Linked DNA regions of Homo sapiens: region 2 is linked to region 1. A link is a contact called in ENCODE Hi-C or POLR2A ChIA-PET data. All regions are on one chromosome and are shown on one strand. The core of a region is the stretch at or near the end of the contact, and the rest is flanking DNA. Distances in the headings are between cores, read along the strand shown.

Evidence for each region. Hi-C counts contacts between places; a loop is a spot of excess contacts on that map. ChIA-PET counts read pairs that join two places held with the same protein, here RNA polymerase II (POLR2A). Pooled maps may share reads with other maps.
Region 2: a pooled map shows a loop between it and region 1 (4-fold over the local background). The contact joins the enhancer-like site here to the promoter of RBX1 in region 1. A Hi-C loop is called at or near these places in 2 of 50 pooled maps. POLR2A ChIA-PET finds 5 or more read pairs at or near these places in 3 of 52 experiments (HEK293, Panc1 and activated CD4-positive, alpha-beta T cell).

The regions. Positions count from the first base shown.
Region 1 is chr22:40,949,389-40,953,236 of GRCh38, forward strand. It overlaps RBX1 (ring-box 1), which reads left to right and starts at 1,990. Exons shown (of 5, transcript NM_014248.4): 1 at 1,990-2,088. The coding sequence starts at 2,011. RefSeq lists enhancers at 952-1,542, 2,057-2,266, 2,722-3,310 and a silencer at 1,427-2,006.
Region 2 is chr22:40,590,840-40,594,687 of GRCh38, forward strand. MRTFA (myocardin related transcription factor A) reads right to left here. Exons shown (of 15, transcript NM_020831.6): 2 at 3,835-3,848. Among named protein-coding and RNA genes, the nearest start is that of MRTFA, 44 kb to the right of the region's middle. RefSeq lists a silencer at 2,606-2,900 and enhancers at 2,746-2,945, 3,526-3,735. Within about 2 kb of position 1,977, at least 4 of the 41 ENCODE cell types and tissues checked have a DNase peak (open chromatin) inside an H3K27ac peak, as active enhancers do.

The DNA.
Region 1 (3,848 bases), core at 740-3,239:
TAGGCACACAACAAATTAACAACAGAAATTTTAACAAAGTCATTAAAACTTGGGCTAAGAAAAACTTTGTAGGGTTCTTGTAGCCCTTTAAGGTCTCACACAATTTTTCTTTCCAAGTCTGGATAAAGCTGTGGTGGTCTTTTCCCGGATCTGTTGTTGCTGTTTATAACTAACAAACAAATCTCAGTTCTTTCTCTTTTATTATTTTTTTTGGGGGGGAACGGAGTCTCGCTCTGTCACCCAGGCTGGAGTAGAGTGGCTCGATCTCGGCTCACTGCCACCTCCACCTCCCGGGTTCAAGAGATTCTCCTGCCTCAGCCTCCTGAGTAGCTGGGACTACAGGCGCGTGCCACCACACCCAGCTAATTTTTGTATTTTTAGTAGGGACGGGGTTTCGTCATGTTGGCCAGGCTGGTCTCAAACTCCTGACCTCAGGTAATCCACCTGCCTCGGCCTCCCAAAGTGGCTCCCAGGCGTGAGCCACCGCGCCCAGCCTATTCTTTCTCTTTAGCAATAGAGTCAGCACGCTCCATTACCCGCCAGTTATCTTTTAAGAGAAAATACAAGGCTTCAAATGCACCTGTACGACATCTAAGAGTGCTCTGGCAGAGTCACACCTCTGCAAGGTTAGAGATGTCAAAGGGAGTCCTGGTCTAGCCAGAAATGGGAGAGTGACAAAGTACAGGTGCTTGGGTCGGGTGGGATGGCTCACTCCTGTGATCCCAGCACTTTGGGAGGCCGAAGTGGGAGGATCACTTGGGCCCAGGAGTTCGAGACCAGCCTAGGCAACATAGTGAGACCTTGTCTCTATTTTTTAAAAAAATTAAAAAAGAAAAAAAAAAAAAGCGGCTCTAGCACTTTGGGAGGCCGAGGCAGGCGGATCACCTGAGGTCAGGAGTTCGGGACCAGCCTGGCTAACGTGGTGAAACCCCGTTTCTACTAAAAATACAAAAAATTAGCCGGGCGTGGTGGCGGGCGCCTGTAATCTCAGCTACTCGGGAGGCTGAGGCAGGAGAATCGCTTGAATCCTGGAGGCGGAGGTTGCAGTGGGCCGAAATCGCGCCATTACACTCCAGCCTGGGCAACAAGAGTTAAAAAAGAATGCCTCACAAAAATTCAAGAAATACAGCGACTGCAGATGGGTCGGTTTCACTACAGCACAAGCAGCGGAAAAAGGACACAGATCGGGGAGAAATCACCCTACAAAGATGACAACTGAGGAATGCGGAGTGGGGACTGACACACGTTACGGTGAAACCGTGCACCACGACCAAAGGCGGTCCTAGGACTGCGACTATGTGGGCGCAGAGGCCACCCCCCAGGCTTGGCGGGCGAGTAAAGGCAGGGCTGGGGGCCTGCTCAGTGTGGCCTTAGGGAGGAACTTCGGGGGTCTCCTCTCTCCCCATCGAATCCCTGAGCAGTTCCCGAACAGAAATCGGAGACCAGACGGTGCCTGGGCCCCAGCCCTCCCACGGGGACTGCACCTTGGGCCTGGCTCGGAAGCGGGTCAGAGTCTGCGAAAGACCAGCGAGGACTCTTGGGTTTCGGGGCAGGCCGCGGGCGCCCACCCACGCCAGCACCGGGAGCCGCGCGGCGACTCGGCGAGCCCGGCAGGCAGGACAGGACTGCGGCGCAGGTCTGGCTCAGGCGGAGGAAGCAGCCGCCGCCCCAGCTGACGGAGTGCGGCCGGGGGCTTCCCAGAGGAGGCGGCGACGTCGAGCCCTTTCGAACGTTTCCACCCGGCTAGCTCACGTAGCCTCGGCCCCGCCCGGCCCCGCCCGGCCCCGCCCCACCCACTCCGGCCACCGCCCCCTCCCCGGCCTACAGTTCGCGGGTGGGGCGACCTGCGACAGCCCCTTTAAGAGGCGTGGTCACGTGCTCCGCCCCCACCTCCGCCTCGCGCGCCAGTAAGGGGTGGGGTGCGGGAGGAGGTGCCGGGGAGGTGGGGGGAGCGAAGTGTGCGCTGCTGCGCAGGCGCGGTGGTCGGACGACAGACCGTGTGTTTCCAAAATGGCGGCAGCGATGGATGTGGATACCCCGAGCGGCACCAACAGCGGCGCGGGCAAGAAGCGCTTTGAAGTGAAAAAGGTTGGGTCTCGCCAGCGCCTTCCTCAGGGAAGCTAGAGAGGCGCGGATCTGGCTGGCAGGCCCGAGGATGGTCGAGGCGCGGAGTAAAGGGTTTCATTTCAGGGCGTTCCTGGGACCGGGTACCACGAAAGGAAGCCGGGGGGCGGGTCTTAGAGTTGATCGGCGTGACGGCGGCCCACTGTTGGGGGAAGTGTTGGTTTCGCTGTGAGGCTAAGGGGCCAATCACAGAGCTGCTTATTGAGATACGCGGGGTTGCGACTTGGCGGCGGGAGCCAAGCGCTTGAGCTGTCACTGGAGTGGTTGAGAGGTGGGGGAAGGACAGGGTAGGGTGGGGTGGGGTGGGTGGAATGGGGAGTCGAAGCGAATGCGGCGGTGGAGGATGGGGCAGTGCGGCGAGAGCCTGGAACCTGAGGTCCTACCGCATTAGAGGCCTCTGAGGACCCCCCTTGGTGATCTTGCTCCGCCCCTTTTTGAAGCTTGGGGTCCTCTCACTTGGAGGGGTCCTCTCACTTGGAGGGATCCTCGCTGAACCGAGGCCTCACACTGCCTGGTTAGAGTCTGGAGTGTAATGCTTGGCTCTTCTGAGACGTCTGTTGGCTTTTCACACAACCACCCCACTCTTGGGTTCTCTGTCACGTCCAGAATCTCCCCCTTCCAAAATAATAATAAAAAGCATGGTGGAACTTGTTAAGAAAATCCGAGCCCAAATCCTGTGGCAGTTAGGGAGGGTTGAGTACTAGTCGCGAACGACTTGGTAAGCGTGGGAAAGCAAAAATGGAACGTGTCTTTTTGCATGAAATGCCTTTTAGTGGTTTGCCACAGTTTGGGAGAACAGTATCGATTCTCACCTAACATGAAAGCTGTTCAAAATGGAGATTCTAAAATAGGGAAGATATTCCTAGAACATCTGGCTAAACACTGACAATATCCCCCGTCCTAGTGCTTTTTGGTGTCTCATTGTGGCCACTGCTGCTCAGTTACAGCCAGCAGCCATATTGAAAAATAATAGAAGTAGGGGCTTTTCCTCCACCTTGAAGCTGTGATGTGAAAAGTGGTAAAGAAGTTACTAGGCACTGAGAATGGGGTTTGAAAGCGAAGAAGGTTTGGGAGTATTTGTAATTGAGGAAGCCAGAGTTGAATGAATGAAATTCTGTTAAACTCTTACTGGAATTATTATCTTAATAGAAGAGTCTAAACATATAAAAGTTGAGAACATCAGTTTATTTTATGGTAAGAATCAAAATTCTAGTGAATTGTAGAATTTGTTATGAAGTAATCTAAGATTTAAGTGATGACCTTGTTCTGTGTACTGACACGGGTATTTAATTATCCAGCTTATCCCATGATTACCCATTTTATGATCCAGTCATTATCTTAGTTCATTCTGTTCTCTAGCTTTCACTTCATTGCTCATGCTTCCAGAGCTGTGTAGAGCAGATACTTATTCAGATTTTGAGCTCTTCTGCAACTGCCACCAAAACCTGCACAGAAATTCAAGTTTGTGCCCTTTTTTTTTTTTTTTTTTTTTTTTTGAGATGGAGTCTCACTCTGTCGCCCAGGCTGGAGTGCAGTGGCACGATCTTGGCTCACTGCAACCTCCGTCCCCCAGATTCAAGCGATTCTCCTGCCTCAGCTTCCCAAACAGCTGGTATTATAGACACCCGCCACCAGGCCTGGCTAATTTTTGTATTTTTAGTAAAGATAGGATTTTGCCATGTTGGCCAGGCTGGTCTTGAACTCCTGACCTCAGTGATCGGCCC
Region 2 (3,848 bases), core at 727-3,226, 360 kb before region 1:
TAAATAAATAGCAGCTGGGCACGGTGGCTCACAGCTGTAACCCCACCACTTTAGGAGGCCAAGGCAGGCAGATCACAAAGTCAAGAAATCAAGACCATCCTGGCCAACATGGTGAAACCCCGTCTCTACCAAAAAAATACAAAAAATTAGCCGGGCGTGGTGGCACGCGCCTGTAGTCCCAGCTACTCAGGAGGCTGAGGCAGGAGAATTGCTTGAACCTGGGAGGTGGAGGCTGCAGTGAGCTGAGATCGCGCCACTGCACTCCAGCCTGGCGACAGAGCGAGACTCCGTCTCAAAATAAATAAATAAATAAATAAATAGCAAATGAAGTGAACAGAAAACCCAGAAATAATAACGAGCTCTTACTGAGAGGCCTGAGGCATTATAAAATAACAACTTTCCACTCCGGCCTGGGCAAAAGAGCGAGACTCCGTCTCAAAAAAAAAAAAAAAGATAACAACTTTCAAAGAAAAAAATAACTTTGAATAAAAGCTAAATCCCTTCTTTTCAAGGTTACACTTTTTAAAAAGTGTTGAGAAAATGTAATAAAAATAACAAAAGAGTGGTATGTTTGACCAGTAATAAGAAACTAATATATAAAGAAGAGGAGGAAAGAAGACGTGCAATACGCAGAGTGGTGGAAAACTTCATGAGTGGAAGATTAAATCCGATGCAGAACTTAATAAAATGTGCGCCTTACTTCAAAGGAAGTTTAAAAATGGTGTTTACAAGGGATCTTTCTGGGGTATTGGAAATGTAATACTGGAGTGGGGTAATGGTTGCACATCTCCACAAAATTACTAAAAATAAACTGTACACTTCAAACAGGTAAATTCTGTAGTATATAAATTATACCTCAAAGTTATTTTTAAAGAACTAACATTTGTTCAACAAAGAAGGAAAAATTATATTAAGTTTATCTCACTAAACCATAAAAAGGAAGTGGCCAAGAGGAAAAGTACAGTAATTCATTCAATAGACAGAAAAATAAAAATGGAAAAATGCATAGATTAAGAAATGTTAATGTGTCCATTTCAGCCCTTGAAAGGACAGTATAGTATCTCCAGGTAATTCTGCTGCTCTTAACCAGATTTTCTTCTTTCATAGATATATGCACAAGTCCAAAGGAGAAGGAAGACTTCAGTTTAATTGCATATCACCTAGGAAAGAGCTGAACAATTTATTCTGACCCCCAATTACTGCATGACTGAAAGACATAGAGATGGTATCTCCCATGAGAGAAGAATTTCAAGAGAAAATTTAAAAACAGAAAATCAAATTTATAATTGTTTTAAAAGAATGTGTGGGCCAGGCATGGTGGCTCATGCCTGTAAATCCCAACACTTTGGGAGGCCGGGGTAGGAGAATTACTTGAGGCCAGGAGTTCAAGACCAACCCGGACAACACAGTGAGACCTCAGTCTCTACAAAAAAAAAAAAAAAAAAATTATTTTTTTTAATTAGCCAGGCGTGGTGGCACACACCTGCAGTCCTAGCTACTCCGGAGGCTGAGGCAGAAGGATCACTCGAACCCAGGAGGTCAAGGCTACAGTGAACTGTAAATGTTCCACACTGCACTCCAGCCTGGGTAATAAATCAAGACCCTGTCTCTTAACTTAAAAAAAAAAAAAAATCTGTGGACATTTTTTTTTTCTTTTTTTTTTTTTGGAGACAGGGTCTCACTCTGTCACCCAGGCTGGAATGCAGTGATGCAATCACACCTCACTACAGCCTCTACCTCCCAGGCTCAAGCAATCCTCCCACCTCAGCCTCTCTAGCAAATGGGACTACAGGCACATGTCACCATGCCTGGCTAATTTTTTTTGGTGTTTTTTGTAGAGACAGGATTTCACCATGTTGCCCAGGCTGGTTTCAAACTCCTGGATTCAAGCAATTCATCCACCTCAGCCGCCCAAAGTGCTGGAATTACAGGCATGAACTACCACACCCAGCCTGGTAATTTCTTTACAAGCATAATGACAAGAGTCAATTCCCTCAACCAGGTGAAACAGCCAAATGGGGAATTTTCTTGGTATTTTTGAAGAAAATTAATTTGCATTGGCTCAGGGACTTTTGCAGAAGTTTCCCAAAACAGCAGTACTGTACTTTTTTACTCCATTTGCAGATACAGAGATCAAGCAAAACTGCACCTATAAACAACCCCAATCCACACTTGCTTTGAGCTCTGAAAATATTAACCTACACTGACCTCTCCTGCACCAACTTCAGCAAATCCTAGGTCAAGAGCCTCAACTTCCCAAAACAGCACAGGTGTCTCTAATTTCAAACCCGCCAGTCTCCACCCTGCCTTTGGCTAATCAGTAGCAAGCCCCCAAAAAAAGAAAAAAATTAACTCATATAATTATTCTTTCCTTCTCCAGAAAACAAATGAAGTAACATAAAACACTACAAAATTCTATTTCCTCTAAATGGCTATTATAAATAGTTCAAGACACTGAGTCACAATATTATTCACCTAGACTTGAAAAGCTGTAATATCAATGAACTTGATATATTTCAGTAAAAGAACATACATGAAAATTTACAGTACAATGCCTAACTCCAGCAGGAATTCAATAAAAGTTGGTACCTTTCTTTACTTTCCATTAATTTTATCACACAGTATTTCCATGGAATAGTTTATTACCCCAATATAAAAGTAGAACAATAGAAAAAAGATAATTTACTGACCACACAGATCACACCCAGAAAATTCAGACCACTAGATGATGACAAAGGATTCATTTACAGAAGTTTAACTTTAATCTACCGTCTCCTCCTCCTTCCTAGACAGCAGCGTCAATTCCAAGGCCATGTTCCTTCTGCTATAGGAAGTGGCTACACTGTTTTTCCCTGTAGCAATGTACTAATCTCTTCTTTGTGACTGAGAGAAAGCCAGTCTCAAGAACCTGTGCTAAGTGTAGATGCAGCAAGAGTCCAGACTGACATCAACCCATAGAACCCCACACACAAGTTTACAGGATTCCTGGTTGGGGAGTTCCGTTTTGACTGTCAAGTTTACTCTGCAACTGAGCCAGGTCTCCTGTACCAATAAGCAACGGGAATCTCAACATACTTATGGTGGTAGAAAACTAGAACTACATGAACTAGCAGTAGCCTTTACCTTGACAGGAAATATTCTGACAGAAATAGTTTTGCAGAGCTGCGTGAACTGCCATCTATAGCTCTTTTTGCAGGCACCTGACATAAGACAGATACATAAGCCAAAGCTCTATCTGGTGTACTTTTGTTCAGGCCCAGGAGCTTAAGATAGGAACAAAGCATGTTGTGTCAAATCAAACTCTAGTGGTTACAGATGGACAGATCCTGTCATCAGTAACAAAATTTACAGTTGCCAGTAATGGCCTGGCTACTGTCTAGTCAGGTCCTTTGTTGCATTTAGTCTACCATTCACACAGGCTACTGATTTTTAGAGTGATCAGAATAAGCTAGCCTACCATTACCCACCACCCTAAATTGGTTTACATAATGGCTCCAACACAAAAACTTCTGCCCTCAAGGACTGGATTAAAGAGGTAGGGGTATGTGTGGGTGGGTACATGTGTAAATTCATGGTTCTGTTCTAGGACCACCAAAATTTTACATTGGTTATGTTGTTTCTTAGCATTCTCTACATTCTAATGAGATACTAGATGTAGTCCACAACATTAAACCACAGGACAGACCATCAGGAGGCACGATGAGTGAGACTGAAAAAGATAATGTTTCCCCAAACAATAGTCAAATCTGATCTATTCTAGGTCAGTACAATTGAAGATACTAACGACCACATTAGGAAAGGAGGGAGGGAAGAGTAAATAAATCTGGGACCTACCTTGCTTACAATTC